Regions from separate parts of the Homo sapiens genome. Here region 1 is linked to region 2. A link is an interaction called in ENCODE POLR2A ChIA-PET data of the cell type or tissue named here. Cell type or tissue: HepG2. All regions are shown on one strand. Links, peaks and the distances in the headings refer to the core of each region. The heading gives the core; the rest is flanking DNA. Region 1 holds the start of ZNF3 (zinc finger protein 3). Region 2 overlaps LOC105375423 (a long non-coding RNA gene).

Region 1 (8,327 bases), core at 301-8,300, 76 kb after region 2:
AAGATAGAAGGTGAGGGTCCATGATTCAGCAGGACAGAACCATGGGCCTGATGGAGGAGATCAGGGTTTAAAGCTCTGAATGGGATGTCATTGCACAGAAAATGGAAAGGAAAAGGATAAACGGAACCACAGCTCACCTGGGACTTGGCCTTTAGGAGCGCAGCCGCCAACATCTCATCCCCCAGGCTGTCCTTGTCGGAAAAGGCAGGAACTTTTGAAGGAAGAGCTGAAGGGCAATAAAAGGGCCCAGGAATGAGTCCATCTGCTCTGTGACCTCCCAACCTGCTGACTTCCCAACCCACAGAAAGCTCCCGGGGTCCTGGGACAACACAGGACCCTCTCTCTCACATTTCTAAGTTTGCTTCCTCTGCAGCTAGCTACAGTGTGTCCAACAAAGGCAAACTCAGAGCGAGTCCATCCTGCCTGAGCAGATGGCCACAGGCCTGGTCATTCTTAGTCTCCAGTCTGTCCCAGGTCCCCTCTTCTCTCCAGTCACTCTTCTCTCAATGAAACCGCCCAGTCCTATCTTAGTGATTACTGCATTCTTGTCCATTCACCCAAGCTTGGCCAGAAACATATGATCCCGCTCTTGCATGAAGTTCTATTTTTTTTTTTTTTGAGGTGGGTTTTGCTATGTTGCCCAGGCTGGTCTCAAACTCCTGGGCTCAAGTGATCCTCCTGCCTCAGCCTCCCAAATAGCTGGGATTACAGTCGTGTGCCACTGCACCCAGCATGAAGTTCTTAGACCAGAGAAAAACCAGCAGCTTCACCCCAGCCCTGACTGGAAACACAATGCCCACAGCTCCTTTCTCTCCACCCCAGATCAAATCTGTACACTAAAAATGTTCCCTGTTTCTGTGTTGAATCTCTTACCTTTTTCTGCAATTCTTTTTTTTTTTTCTTTTTGAGGTGGCGTCTCACTCTGTCACCCAGGCTGGAGTGCAGTGGCGTGATCTCGGCTCACTGCAACCTCCACCTCCCGGGTTCAAGCAATTCTCCTGCCTCAGCCTCTGGAGGAGCTGGGACTACAGGTGCGTGCCACCATGCCCGGCTAATTTTTTGTATTTTTAGTAGAGATGCGGTTTCACTGTGTTGGCCAAGATGGTCTCAATTTCCTGACCTTGTGATCTGCCCGCCTCAGCCTCCCTAAGTGCTGGGATTACAGAAGTGAGCCACCGCGCTCGGCCGCAAAGTATACTTTAGTGGCTTCCTATTCACTCTGTCTTTTTGTCTATGACCCATAAAATGATTCCGAAGCGCCTCCTCTAAAAGCATGCTCCTAAAAAGCACAAACTATGCCTATGAAGTCGGCTGCATAGAATGCCCGAGAAATGGAATGATTGACACGGTTTCATTAATCTCGCGTGAGGTACTCACAACCCCTCAAAACTGCCTCAGTGGCCAGGCGCGGTGGGTCATGCCTGTAATTTCAACACTTTGGGAGGCCAAGGTGGGCACTGAGGTCAGGAGTTTAAGACCAGCCTGACCAACATGGCAAAACCCCGTCTCTACAAAAATTAGCCGGGCATGGTGACGGGCGCCTGCAGTCCCAGCTACATGGGAGGCTGAGGCAGGAGAATCACTTGAACCCAGGAGGCGGAGGTTGCAGTGAGCCGAGATTGTGCCACTGCACTCTAGCCTGAGCAACAGAGCAAGACTCCATCTCAAAAAAAACAAAACAAAACAAAACAATCTGCCTCAATTATCAAACCTATCAAGCTGTCATTGATTACTGTTCGGTCAGCTTCCCCACTAGGCTGTGAGTTACTGAATGGCGAAGAGTGTGTCTTATTCACATCTGGATTCTAGTAGTTAGCCTAGTACCTGGTAAGTGAGCGATTTCAATGGATGATTGCAGAATGACTGAGTAAAAGAATGAATGAGTCCTTATTCCTCACCACTGTCAAGCAGGGCCTGAGGTTCCTGAGATACGAGATCAGCCTGAGTTTCCATGGAAGGGCAAGGTGCTCTCTGGTCTCCTGGGTGCAGACTCAGCGGGAAGCGGGTTTTAAAAGAGAATGAGGAAGCACTGCAGAAGCAAAAGTTCAAGGTTCAAAGATAATTCAAAAAAACCTCCTGAATACAGAAAGATGGGAGCTAGTATTTCAGTGAGTACCCAGGAACAGTGAGAAGAAATGTGGCAACTGGGACTAGTCTTTTATTTTCTTTTATTTTTTAATTTTTTTTTTCCTTTTTGTGGAGAACAGGGTCTCGCTATATTGCCCAGGCAGGTCTGGAACTCCTGGGCTCAAGCTATCCTCCCACCTGTTGCCTCCCTGAGAGCTGGGATTACAGGCGTGAGCCACCGCGCCCGGTATTTTTAAATTTTCTTTATTTTTTTTAAGACGGAATTTCACTCTTGTCACCCAGGCTGGAGTGCAATGGCGCAATCTCATCTCACTGCCACCTCTGCCTCCCGGGTTCAAGCGATTCTCCTGCCTTAGCCTCCCAAGTAGCTGGGATTACAGGCACGCACCACCATGCCTGGCTAATTTTTGTATTTTTAGTAGAGGTGGGATTTCACCATGTCAGCCAGGCTGGTCTCAAACTCCTGATCTCAGGTGATCCGCCCACCCCAGCCTCCCCAAGTGCTAGGATTACAGGTGTGAGCCACCATGCCCAGCCTCAGACTAGTCTTTTAGATCCTGGTAAATATACTCCCTGAAATGAGACTATCACAAGGACCACAAAAAGGGCCCAAGTTCCTCAACAATATCCCGCCTTTGGCTGCCCCCATCACTTTGAGTAATATTTATAACAAAATGCAGGAGCGGGTATATACATTCACTGGCATAAAAAGACTACTCCCAGGCTGGGCACGGTGGCTCATGCCTGTAATCCCAGCACTTTGGGAGGCTGAGGCAGGCAAATCACGAGGTCAGGAGTTCGAGACCAGCCTGGCCAGGATGATGAAACCCCATCTCTACTAAAAATACAAAAAATTAGCTGGGCATGGTGGTGTGTGCCTGTAATCCCAGCTACTCAGGAAGCTGAAGCAGGAGAATCACTTGATCCCAGGAGGTGGAGGTTGCAGTGAGCCGAGATCACGCCACTGCACTCCAGTCTGGGCAATAGACAGAGACTCTGCCTCAAAAAAAAAAAAAAAGAAAAAGAAAAGAAAAAATACAAAAATTAGCTGGGCATGGTGTTACATGCGCCTGTAATCCCAGCTACTTGGGAGGCTGAGGCAGGAGAATCGCTTGAACCCGGGAGGCAGAGGTGGCAGTGACCCAAGATCGCACCATTGTACTCCAGCCTGGGCAACAGTGAGACTCTGTCTCAAACAAAACAAAACAAAACAAAACAAACCAACCAACCCTGGATTTGATCTACCTCTCATTATCTCTTTACTCATTTGCTCACATAGCAAATGTTTGCTGAGGGCTAACTCTATTGCCACTCACAACTGCAAGGAGTAAAAAAATCGGGAATGCAAAAAGTATGTGCTTCATAATTACAGACTGTTACACTCACATAAGGCATCAAAGGAAGAGGAATGGATAAGAGAATGTTTGAGAGAATAAAAGAAAAAAAAAGAACAAAGGAAGAGGGGTCCTGTTTGAAAGTCAGTCGCAAGTTTGGGCAACTCTGGTCTTCGGGTAGCAGGGGATATAGAATGTCCAATACCAGAGCCCTTACACAGTGGAAAGCACTGACTCAGGCACAAGCCAGGCCACTGGCAATCAAGGTGACACACCTTCTTGCCACCATCGCCCTCCTAGCAGGGTCCCTTCAATGGTGTCTCAGAGCCAACCATCATATCCTCTTATCAACCACCTTTACAATCTCCGGAGCTATTTATGAGCTGACGCCCTCAACAAGTCAGCTTTCAGTACAAACTCCTAGAAAGGCAGGTCAAAGGTCTGACTCCAGAGAAAAAGGCAACAGCTCCCTCTCACAGCTGGGTTAAGTGAAGCTGGAACTCAAAGGCATATTGTTGAGAACAAGCACCCAGTGTCCAGATCAGTAAACAGCGTTTCTCACAGAAAGAAAACTCTCCATTGTGCCCCCATGGCTTCAGGTCCAGACAGGGCCCTTCCCCTGCTCTGTTGCCAGCCTCACTCCCTGGTGCTGCCCGTGGGGACCGAGATAGATGGCCTGGCAGTAAGAACAAGACACGGAAAGCTTTACCTGCCTGATTCTTTCCTTCCTTCTTTGAAGTCAGTCCCTAGAAGGCCAAAGGAGCAATTACTGGGAATTTAGCAGCCTCTGTTCAAGTTCCCGGGAATTCTGACTTTTGTTGATGCCAATGCTGTGTGATTAAGGGGAAAAAAAGGAATTTAAAATATTCATGCAAACGTCTTTTTTTTTCCATGAGACAGGGTCTGACTCTGCTGCTCAGGCTGGAGTGCAGTGAGTTTGAGCTCACTCCAGACTCAAACTCCTAAGTTCAAGTGATCCTCCCAGCTCAGCCTCCCAAGGAGCTGGGACTAAAGGTGTGCACTGCCACATCTGGCTGAGTTTTTTAAAATTCTTTTTGTAGAAATGCAGCCTCACTGTGTTGCTCAGGCTGGTCTCAATCTCCTGGCCTCAAGTGATTCTCCCACCTCAGCCTCCCAAAGTGCTGGGATTACAGGCATGAGCCACCGAGTCCAGCCTAAACTTCATTTCTAATCAAGACATTTAAAGAAAAGGAAAAAAAAGAGAATACTTATTATATGCTAATAAATACCAATTAAGACCACCACCACAACTAGTATTTGCGTTGCACCCGTGGAGAGATGAAAGGGAATGGTAGGTTCTCAGGTCCACCTCCACCCAGGGTAAGAAAGTTCTAACGTTCTGTCAGCTAACTTGCTAGACACTGTGCTCCGAACTACTTCAGCAGGGGATCCACATTGCACAGCTGAGCCATTAGAAGTCTTCAGGTGATTCGCTGAAAATCTATCTCCTTGGACCTTCACCGCACAGAGACCTAGTGCATCACAGAAATTCAATGACTGGCGACCTGCAGTGGCTCACGCCTGTAACCCCAGCACTTTAGGAGGCTGAGGTGGGAGGATTACTTGAGCCCAGGAGTTCCAGGCTATGGTGAGCCATGATGGCACCACGGCACTCCAGCCGGGGGCAACAGAGCAAGACCTTAATACACACACAAACATTTTAAAAGGAAAAAAAAAAAAAAGGCCGGGCGCGGTGGCTAACGCCTGTAATCCCAACACTTTGGGAGGCCAAGGCAGGTGGATCACTTGAGGCCAGGAGTTGCAGACCAGCCTGGCCAAAAGGGCGGAACCCCGTCTCTACTAAAAATACAAAAAATTCGCCGGAGGTGGTGGCGGGCGCCTGTAGTCCCAACCACTCGGGAGGCTGAAGCAGGAGAAGCGCTTGAACCGGGAGGCGGAGGTTGCAGTGAGCCGAGATCGCGCCACTGCACTCCAGAGACAGTCTCAAAAATAAATAAAAATTAATTTTTTTAAAAAAAGAGCTTCAATAACAGAATCTTCTCCTTCCACCCGACTGTCCATCAAACACGTATAATCAAATGATGCCCACTCTCCACAGATGTCTTTTCTGGAGAAAATAATACGCTCGTTCCTCTAATTAGCCCATCGGTTTCAGGTTCATCACTCTGCTATCTTCTCCTGGAGTTTACAAAAGCCCTTCAGAGTGTAAACACCGATGTGGATTCAATCCCACTTCCGGAGAGAGGATCAAACCAGGAATCTAATACAACTGAAAACGGAGCCTGAGCCAGGTGTATCACGCGATGCACTGGGCTCCAGCAGGATTACCCCTGGAATCGGCGTCTGCACCCACTCCCAGCCCTCGTGCTAACTGCGTACGCTTAGCAGAATTTCTCTGATCCTTGGACCCAGCTGCGTAAAAATAAACTTCCTCTCCTGCCACGGGCGCGAATAACTGTGTTAACATCAAATAAAAACGTCTGGGAGAAATACCAAGTTAGGGTCGCTGTCATTAGCTGCTTTCAAGAGAGAGGCGCCCCTACCGCTCTGCTGAAACTTTTAAACGCTCCAGCTGGGTCGCCGTTAAAGTCACAAAACCAGAACCGGAGCCCCATTACTAACCCCTACGCAGGATCCCGCTAGGCTAGGGGGATCCCTGGGGAAGCGGAGTAGAGGACGGGCTGCAGGGGACGGAGGGGCGCCTCCCCGAACCCTGCTCCGGGCCGGCCGGGGGACCCTGCGGGCCGCAGTGGCACAGACACCACCCCCTTCCCCGGCGACCACAGCCTCCGTCTCACCGCGAGACCCGGGGACGCGTGGACTCACCCTGGGGGCAGGGACGACAGATTTGGGGGACCGGACACGGACCAGGCCCTGTTGGACCCTGTCACAGACCCACACACCGGGGACAGAACAAAGAACGGAAGTTCCCCCTCGTTTCGCTTCCGGGTCGGTTGTTCTTGCCACTCACCCGTACCCCCAACGCCCACTTGTTCTGTCTAGGAAAATGGGAGGTCCTCGCCTCTCTGTGGTTTGCTGACTCAGGGCGGCTGGCAGGCGGCGAGGGCAAGGAGCGCGATCGCTGACGCGGCACTCGGGGATCTTTCGCTGCGGGGGCTGGCCGGCTGCGCCCTCTGCTGGCCACGAATGTGCGAAAGCGGCCGACCACGGTCCTGGGCCTCAGGACATGTGCTCCAGCGTCGCCGGCCTTGGGGGCGGGCGGCGGGGGCGCGCGGGGATGTCGAGCCCGCGCTTCTCAGGCTGGCTCGCGAAGGGCAGCAGTAAACATACAATTATTGAAGGATTCATCAATATTAAAAAATGAACCCTGATTTAAAACTTGCCTCCGAACAAACCGAGTTTTTTTTGTTTCTTGTAAAAATGCCCCCTTTAAATTACCCACATCTGAAGAAAACATTCCAGTCCATCACAGAGTTGACATGAGGAAAAAACCCGTGTACAGGTGATGAGAGCAGAGAAGAGGAAGCTTACCGGCCGGGCGCGGAGGCTCACGCCTGTAATCCCAGCACTTTAGGAGGCCGAGGCGGGCGGATCACCTGAGGTCAGGAGTTCGAGACCAGCCTGGCCAACATGGCGAAACCCCGTCTCGACTAAAAATACAAAAAAATTACCCGGGCGTGGTGGCAGACGCCTGTAATCCCAGCTACTCTGGAGGCTGAGACAGGAGAATCGCTTGAACCCAGGAGGCGGAGGTTGCAGTGAGCCGACATCGCACCACTGTACTCCAGGCTGGCCACAGAGTGAGACTGTCTCAAAAAAAAAAAAAAGGAAGCTACAGGTGGAAGCGAGGCGGGGATAGTCAAGGAAGTGACCGTGTCCTGGAGACGCGGCAACCGTGGTGACCGCAGTCAACACAGTAAGCCCCAGCATTCGCATTGTAATTGAGCTCATTCAAGCTGAGCGCTCTCCAGTAGGGACTTTCCCCTGTAGGGAGCATGCGCATTTTGATTTCACCTGTCCTCAAACTGACCCTTTGCTCATTATCTTGGTAAAAAACACGCCCCTGGGTGGAAATTTAAGATGCTAATGAAACATGCAATGTATGAACAAGCCTGTACACCCACTGCGCATGTGCACCTAGAGGACCACCCAGAACATACTTACTAGTAACACTTCTCCCACCCCCTTATGAATAATCGTGTAAGACCCCTTACAAAGGGGGTCTCTCTAGAGCCAGCCTTTGCTGTTTCATCCTTAGGAGCAGCCCTCCCTGAACTAACTCTCTCTCTATCTCTCTCTCTCCCAGGGTGTACTGTCTACTCTGCACTTAACTTTCAAAATACTATTTTCCTTTTGCAATAAATTACTCTATGCTGGATTTCCTTTGACATGTGTTTCTTTTATTCTTTTTCCTTTTTTTTTTTTTTTTTTTGTTGTTGTTGTTGTTGAGAGGGAGTCTCACTCTTGTCACCCAGGCTGATTCTCGTGCCTCAGCCTCCCAAGTAGCTGGGACTACAGGCGTGTGATACCATACCCGGCTAATTTGTGTGTATTTTTAGTAGAGACAAGGTTTCACCATGTTGGTCAGGCTTGTCTCGAACTCCTTACCTCAAATGATCTGCCGCCTCAATCTCCCAAAGTGCTGGGGTTACAGGTGTGAGCCACCGCGCCCGGCCTCCTGTGTGTTTCTTGTTTAAATTTTTTTTTTCTTTTGAGACGGGGGTCTTACTCTGTCACCCAGGCTGGAGTGCAGTGTTGTGATTTCGGCTCACTGCAACCTCCACCTCACAAGGTCAAGTGATCCTCCCACCTCAGCCTCCCAAGTAGCTGGAACCCCAGATGCATGCCACCACGCCCGGCTACTTTTTTGTAGAGACAGAGGGTTTTCACCATGTTGCCCAGACTGGTCTCAAACTCCTGAGCTCAAGGGATCCGCCCACCTCAGCCTCCCAAAGTGTTGGG
Region 2 (8,327 bases), core at 228-8,227:
AACTGTATTGTTCTGTTTGAAAGCCCCTGTCTGGCACGCAAAACAAGACCAAAATTAATAGAGTTGGGCAAACTACTGAAAACTATATATATTTGCAATCAAAACTTCAAGAAAAAGCAATAACAATCCTCATTAAAGAGGTTAGCACTGGCCAGGTGTGGTGGCTCACGCCTGTAGTCTTAGCACTTTGGTAGACCAGTGCAGGAGGATGGCTTGAGCCCGGGAGTTCCAGACCACCCTGGGCAACATGGCAAAACCTCGTCCTTACCAAGAAAATATACAAAAATTCCCTGGGTATAGTGGCACACGCCTGTAGTCCCAGCTACTCAGGAGGCTGAGATGGGAGGATTGCCTGAGCCCAGGAGTTTGAGGCTGCAGTGAGCGTGATCACATCACTGCACTCCAGTCTGGGTGATGGAGGAAGACTCAGTCAAAAAAAAAGAAAAAAAAAAGGTAGGAGCTTTCCTCAAACATCTTCTCTGTCCATTCAAATGTCTTTGTTGTAACTGAATCGCAGGGTTCAGTCACTTGCTATTTGCAGAGTCTGATTAACAAGAGCAAAGTGTGGTATAAAGTGACCTTTTTTTTTTTTTTTGAGACAGAGTCTCACTCTGTTACCCGGCTGGAGTGCAGTGGCACGATCTCGGCTCACTGCAACCTTTGCCTCCCAGATTCAAGCGATTCTCCTGTCTCAGCCTCCCGAGGAGCTGGGATTACAGGCGCCTGCCGCCACACTCGGCTAAGTTTTCTATTTTTATTAGAAACGGCGTTTCACCATGATGGCCAGGCTGACCTCGAACTCCTGACCTCAGGTGATCTACCTGCCTCGGCCTCCCAAAGTCCTGGGATGTCAGGCGTGAGCCACCATGCCCGGCCAGTATCTGTAGCTCTTAGCCCTGGGTCAGTTTCTCCAGAGGAACACCTTCCAGTCTCCTTCCTGAAAAGTCCAAGCCCAGCCACCACTCTATACCAACAGAAGTAAAGACTTAACCATTGAAGGTGGGAGAAGGAAGTTTAGGGCTGCCCATCCATGGTGGGTCTGAGATCCCACACCCCTCAGGCCAGCAATCAGACCCCGCTGGCCTGAGGAATACCGGGCACAGTTGAGGGTGTGGACGCTACAGAGAAAACAAGAGGATTAAATAGATATTTACCTCCCGAATGGTGAGACCCTCCCTCATCCCTGCTCAGATGGCTACTTTTATCTAGAACAGGAGATGGCAAACATTTTTCTATAAAGGGCCAGATAGGCAGGGCACAGTGGCTCACACCTGTAGGAGGTGGGAGGATCGCTTGAACCCAGGAAGCAGAGGTTACAGTAAGCCAAGATCGTGCCACTGCCCTCAACCCTGGGTGACAGAGTGAGACCCCATAGCAAAAAAAAAAAAAAAACTAATTTTTGTCTGTAGGCATAAGGGTTGCTGGCTCTTTCTCCCTCATGCAGCCTCCAAGATGTACTATGGAAATTTAGACATTTATGAATTGCCTTGCAATGGAAAGGTAGTAACAGCAACTTCGAGAGTTCCTGCCAAGTTCTACCCCGAGTGGAACAAGTTGCTGATTGTTCCCTTCCCTGGATTTTAACCAAGGTGATAAATACAGTGGGAGGAGATATCTGGGAGAGGTAGAGGCTTTGACTCCAGACCTTGAGCTTTTTTTTTTTTTTTTTTTTTTTTTTGAGACAGAGTCTCACTCTGTTGCCCAGGCTGGAGTACAGTGTTGCAATCTTGGCTCACTACAACCTCTGCCTCCCCGGTTCAAGCGATTCTCCTGCCTCAGCCTCACAAGTAGCTGGGATTACAGGCGACCACCATCACCCCTGGCTAATTTTTGTATTTTTAGTAGAGACAGGGTTTTACTATGTTGGTTAGGCTGGTATCAAACTCTTGACCCCAAGTGATCCGCCCGCCTCGGCCTTCCAAAGTGCTGGGATTACAGGCATGAGCCACCGTGCCAGCTGATCTTGAGTTTATGGAAGTCAGAAACTTTGTCCCTAAGCAATAAAAATAGTTTTTTTTTTCTTTTTCTTCTTTTTTTTTTTTTTTTTTTTTTTTGCCTTTGGGTTCAAGTGATCCTCCTGCCTCAGTCTCCCAAGTAGCTGGGACTACAGGTGCATGCCACCACACCTGGCTAATTTTTTATATTTTGTAGAAACAGGATCTTGCTGGCTGGGCGCAGTGGCTCATGCCTGTAATCCCAGCACTTTGGGTGGCTGAGGCGGGTGGATCACCTGAGGTCAGGAGTTCAAGACCAGCCTGACCAACATGGTGAAACCCCATCTCTACTAAAAATACAAAAATTAGCCAGGCGTGGTGGTACATGCCTGCAATCCCAGCTACTTAGGAGGCTGAGGCAAGAGAATCACTTGAACCCAGGAGGTAGAGGCTGCAGTGAGCCAAGATTATGCGATTGCACTATAGCCTGAGCAACAAAAGCAAAACTTTGTCTCAAAAAAAAAAAAAAAAAAAAAACCAGGGTCTTGCTTCGTTGCCCAGGCTGGTCTTGAACTCCTGGCTCAAGTGATCCTCCTGCCTCGGCCTCCCAAAATGCTGGGATTACAGGTTTGAGCCACCACCCCGCCCCCACCTTTCTTAGTTGCAGGGGCAGAATGGGGGTTTGGAATACAAAAGAGCTGTTCCTGCTACTTACACATACATATTTTTAAGCAAGTCAGTTCTCCTAGCTAAGTCTTAATGTCTTTATCTCTAAAATGGGGATAACCCACCCTACCTCATTGGGTATTTGTGTAGATTAATAAAATAGCAGGTAAAAATCCCTGTCATATCAAGGGTGTTCAAAAAATGGCAAATATTATCATTCTGATTTATCTAGACAAGGAAACTCCAAGATGTTAAGGCATCATCCAAAGGGCACACAGCTCATTAGGGGTAGGAGCAGGAATACAATTTGTTTTCTTGACTCTCCAGCTAATATTCTTGCTTCTAACCTGTACTACTTGAAAAGGAGGCTTTAGTTCTTTTTATTGTATTTATTTATGTATGTATGTATGTATGTATGTATTTATTTATTTATTTTGAGATGGAGTTTTGCTCTTGTCGCACAGGCTAGAGTGCAATGGCGCCCTGTCACCTCACTGCAACCTCCACCTCCAGGGTTCAAGCAATTCTCCTGCCTCAGCCTCCCAAGTAGCTGGGATTACAGGCGCATACCATCATGCCTGGCTAATTTTTGTATTTTTAGCAGAGACAAGGTCTCACCATGTTGGCCAGGCTGGTCTCGCCTGACCTCGGGTGATCCACCTACCTCAGCCTCCCAAAGTGCTGGGATTACAGGCGTGAGCCACCACACCTGGCCTAGTTCTTTTTTTTTTTTTTTTTTTTGAGAAAGAGTTTCTCTCTTATTGCCCAGACTGGAGTGCAATGGCACCATCTCGACTCACTGCAACCTCCGCCTCCCAGCTCAAGCGATTCTCCCGCCTCAGCCTCCAGAGTAGCTGGGATTACAGGTGCCCACCACCAGGCCCGGTTAATTTTTTGTATTTTTTTAGTAGAGACAGGGTTTCACCATGTAGGTCAGGCTTGTCTCAAACTCCTGACCTCAGGTGATCCACCCGCCTCAGCATCCCAAAGTGCTGGGATTGCAGGTGTGAAGTACCGCACTTGGCACCCCCTCCTTTTTTTTTTTTTTAACCATGTTTGAATTGCTAAGGTAAGAAAAGTGTCAGGGCTGCAGGATGTTAGGAAATAAAGATTCTCCCCTTTTCTTTCTTTCTTTTTTTAGAGACAGGATCTCGCTCTGACACCCAGGATGGAGTGCAGTGGTGTGATCGTACCTCATTATAGCCTCCAACTCTTGGCCTCAAGCGATCCTCCTGCCTCGGTCTCCCAAGTAGCTAGGACTATAGGCACATGCCACCACGCTCAGCTAATTTTTGTATTTTTTGTAGACACAGAATCTTCCCATGTTGCTCAGGCTGATCTCAAACTCCTGGCCTCAAGCAATCCTCCCGCCTCAGCCTCACAAATTGCTGGGATTACAGGTGTGAGCCACCATGCCCCACCCCAGTTCTCCCCTTTTCTAACACCACCCTTCCTACCACCTTGGTTTCTGCTGCAGACAACAGGCCCCCTCCTATCACGGCCAGACTTTGAGCAAAGCTGGCTTTTCTGTACCACATAGTACAGGAGGTATTGGCAAGCACCACTCCTGCCCCACCTTTGCCCCTCCTGCCTACTCTTCCCCCATCCATCTCCACCCCGAGTCTCACCCCCTCCGGATGCAGGCTCTCTTCCCCTGAGCAGAGCTGCTCTTCCTGGGCAGTTACAAAGATTCTTTGTAATGTGTTTACAGGAGGAGGGGGTGAGAGCGGGGCCTGGCTGTACTGATGGGCCCACCAGCCCTGTTTACATAAGCAGAGAAGGAGCCAAAACAGATGACCCTGTAGCTCAGGGACCTAGATTAAACACATAACCAAAGTCCAGAGCCCTGTGCCCCAGCCGCCCAGTTTCTAGGCTACACCACACAGAAGCAGCATGGAGGAGCCTCTTGACCCAGGGAGGGTTGTTGACTCGGCTGGGTGAGAGATGTTTGCACAGAGAGGGAACTAGCAGGGCCATCTGGCTGTTCTCCTGCTAAGCGCTGGGCATTTGCAGGTCAGGCACCCTCAGGATTCCAGGGCCCCTGGGAAGGCAGCCCCAGCCAATACTGTTTCTTCTTTGGGGAAATTTCTAAAACATTGTTATTTTTACATTTTTCGCCCGGTAATTATACCCAACCCAAATAAACTGTGAAGTTTTATTTTGCGAGGTGGTGAGAAATGCAGTTCTCCGCATTTAAAACATGGCGATGGCTGGCACCTAAAAGTCCTCTGCAGTTTACAAAGCATTGCCACCTCCACAATGTCATACCGTCCTCAGAGTAGCTAAGTGGGTAGCTATTTGCCAAAACCATCCCTATTTTACAGATGAGGGAGTCAAGACTTAGAGAGGTCGGGTCACTTGCACAAACCACACGCCCAACAAGAGTGACTCCAAATTTTACACCCCTACTACTCTGACCCCTACTTCCTCTCCATTGGGCTGTAAAATAAGGCAAGAAGAGAGCTTGTTCCAATACATAATCACCTTGCAGGTGGCTCCCAGGAGAGAGTGTCACATCTCATCTCAGACATGCTGGAAGCCGAAGTGGTCAGCCTCAAGGGGCACTTAGAGGGCCCTGCAGTCCACCCAAGGACACCACCAGCGGGGCGTTCCCAGTACGCCACTCAAAGCCTTACGTGGAGAGGCCAGGCGCAGTGGCGCAGACCTGTAATCCCAGCACTTTAGGGAGGCTGAGGCGGGTGGATCACCGAGGTCAGGAGTTCGAGACCAGCCTGGCCAACATGGCGAAACCCTGTCTCTATTAAAAATATAAAAATTAGCTGGGTGTGGTGGCAGGCACCTGTAATCCCAGCTACTTGGGAGGCTGAGCAGGAGAATCACTTGAACCTGGGAGGCGGAGGTTGCAGTGAGCTGAGATTGCCCCATTGCGCACCAGCCTGGGCAACAAGAATGAAACTCCGTCTCAAAAAAAGAAAAAAAAGAGAAAAGAAATAAAATGCCTTATGTGGAGAGACTGAGCCCCCAACTATGTGAAACTGCATGAAACATACACAGAGCATCCCACCACTAGCTGAAATCATGGAGATAAGAGAGGGAACGTGTTTAGAATCACAGAAACTTTCCTCCAAGTTTGTTTCCTCTTGTCTCCTCGTGGGCTTTGTCTCCCCGCATTCAAACCTGTACAATCTACCTGAAGCCATTACCTGAGTCCCAATTAGTGTTCTTTCTACTTTCTCCTACTTCTTTATCCTCCCTTTTACAACCCAAAACACCAAACCTACCCGAAAGGCATCATCATTCCATCTTCTTCGCCGCCTTTGTCTCTCTGCCTCTTTTTTTTGTTGTTTGTTTGTTTGTTTTGTTTTGTTTTGAGACAGGGTCTCACTCTGTGGCCCAGGCTGGAGTACAGTGGCACGATCTAGTCTCACTGCAGCCTCAGTCTACTGAGCTCGAGCGATCCTCCCACCTCAGCCTCCTGAGTAGCTAGGACCACAGGCACGCACCACCACACCTGGCTAATTTTTTAAATTTTTTGTAGAGACAAGGCCTCAGTATGTTACCCAGGCTGGTCTCAAACTCCTGGTCTCAATGATCCTCCCACATTGGCCTCCCAAACTGTTGGGATTACAGGTGTGAGCCACCAGGCCCGGCCTGTCTCTGTCTCTTAACCCCAACTCTACTGCTCCATCCAAATAGCTTTGCCCAGTTTCACTGATTAGAACTTCTCTGCCACCCAAAGGTCCCAGCTCTGCTCCCATCACCCTTAGTCCAGCCCCAGCATCTGGCTCAGCCACCAGGTCCTCCTGGGCTTTTCTTTCTTGTCACTGTCAAATCCTGGTTCCCCTGCCTTCTCCTCAATTTATGTATTTATTGTTTACACACACACACACACACACACACACACACACACACACACACACATATATATATTTTTTTTTGAGATGGAGTCTCGCTCTGTCGCCAGGCTGGAGTGCAGTGGCATGATCTTGGCTCACTGCAACCTCTACCCCCCAGATTCAAGCGATTCTCCTGCCTCAGCCTCCCAAGTAGCTGGGACTACAGGCGCCCGCCACCACACCCAGCTAATTTTTGTATTTTTAGTAGAGACTGGGTTTCATCATGTTGGCCAGGATGATCTCAATCGCTTGACCTCATGATCCGCCCGCCCACCTCAGCCTCTCGAAGTGCTGAGATTACAGGCATGAGCCACCATGCCTGGCCCTTTTTTTTTTTTTTTTTTTTTAGACAGAGTTTTTGCTCTTGTTCCCCAGGCTGGAGTGCAGTGGCGCAATCTCGGCTCATTGCAACCTCCACCTCCCAGGTTCAAGTGATCCTTCTGCCTCAGCCTCCTGAGTAACTGGGATTACAGGTGCGCACCACCACACCTGGCTAATTTTTAAAATATTTTTAGTAGAGAGAGGGTTTCACCATGTTAACCAACCTGGTCTCGAACTCCTGACCTCAAGTGATCCACCCACCTTGGCCTCCCAAAGTGCTGCAATTACAGGCATGGGCCACTGCGCCCAGCCTGTATTTTATTTATTTTGAGACAGAGTCTCACTCTGTTGCCCAGGCTAAAGCGCAGTGGCACAATCTCTCCTCCTCCGGGGTTCAAGTGATTCTTGTTCCTCAGCCTCCCAAGTAGCTGAAATTACAGGCATGTGCCACCACGCGTGGCTAATTATTTTGTATTTTAGTAGAGACAGGGTTTCGCCATGTTGGCCAGGCTGGTCTCGAACTCCTGACCTCAAGCGATCCACCTGCCTCAGCCTCTCAAAATGCTGGGATCACAGGCGTTAGCCACCATGCCCTGCCCCAACCCCAATTTATTCTTTAGTGATCACGTTTCTGTAACAACTGTGTGACTGTGTTTTGCAGCTTTTAAACTAGTTTTACGCAAATGTATATAGAGGTACCTTCATACAGAGTCTCATTTACAAGTTAACTTCGCCTCCCCGTAGGATCTGTGTTCATTTCCTGCTGAAATTGCTAAATGTGGCTTGTTTGTTTTTTTCTGTCTTCATCTTCAATGTGCCTGGATTCTTCCTGCTATCATGCTTTTAACCAACCTACATTCAGGTCTTTCATTACCTTCCTGATAAAGTGCTATTTATAAGTTTTCAGTACTCTTTCTACTTTGAAGCCCTGACTTCTTTTCCCCCAACCACTTTATTCTCTCTCTACAGTCACTGGTTTTTTGTTTTTGTTTTTGTTTCGTTTGTTTGTTTTTTTTTTGAGATGGAGTCTCACTGTGTTGCCCAAGCTGGTCTTAAACTCCTGGGCTCAAGCCCTCCTCCCACCTCAGCCTCCCGAGTAGCTGGGATTACAGACGTGAACAACCACACTGGCTCTTCTCTGTCTACATTCAGCACCACCATAGATTATTTTTTGTTTTTTGGGGTTTTGTTTTGTTTTGTTTTGTTTGAGACAGAGTCTCCCTCTGTTGCCCAGGCCGGAGTACAGTGTACAGTGGCGCGATATTGGCTCACTGCAACGTCTGCCTCCTGGGCTTAACCGATTCTCATTCCTCAGCCTCCGGAGTGGCTGGGAATGCAGGCGTGCACCACCACACCCGGCTGATTTTTGTATTTTTAGTAGAAATGGGGTTTCACCATGTTGGCCAGGCTGGTCTCGAACTCCTGACCTCAAGTGATCCACCTATCTCGGCCTCCCAAAGTGCTGGAATTACAGGTGTGAGTGTGAGCCACCACACCTGGCCTACCTACTTTTAATTACGTGTAGATTAAGGGGCAGTTAGTGCAGAAA

What was found. ChIA-PET counts read pairs that join two places held together with the same protein. Peaks named below come from ENCODE experiments on the same cell type or tissue, not always from the same donor. Only the 100,000 strongest peaks of a DNase experiment are listed, where the experiment ranks them.
Region 1: POLR2A ChIA-PET joins it to region 2 with 13 read pairs; 22 of 35 experiments call an interaction of 5 or more read pairs at or near these places.

The regions. Positions count from the first base shown.
Region 1 is chr7:100,075,405-100,083,731 of GRCh38, forward strand. ZNF3 (zinc finger protein 3) reads right to left here and starts at 6,319. Exons shown (of 6, transcript NM_032924.5): 1 at 6,231-6,319; 2 at 4,132-4,252; 3 at 1,899-2,029; 4 at 138-226. The coding sequence starts at 1,953. RefSeq lists enhancers at 6,258-6,407, 6,564-7,545 and a silencer at 6,648-6,727. In HepG2, for the core only: a CTCF peak has its summit at 6,542 (motif pointing left); DNase peaks (open chromatin) are centred at 3,917, 5,647, 6,407, 7,357 and 2 weaker places; H3K4me3 peaks cover 3,587 bases.
Region 2 is chr7:99,999,611-100,007,937 of GRCh38, forward strand. The region is part of intron 2 of LOC105375423 (a long non-coding RNA gene); the gene reads left to right. Among named protein-coding and RNA genes, the nearest start is that of ZKSCAN1, 12 kb to the right of the region's middle. RefSeq lists enhancers at 4,073-4,573, 4,176-4,470, 7,593-8,093, 8,094-8,327. In HepG2, for the core only: no CTCF peak of the experiment used is centred there; DNase peaks (open chromatin) are centred at 1,581 and 4,391.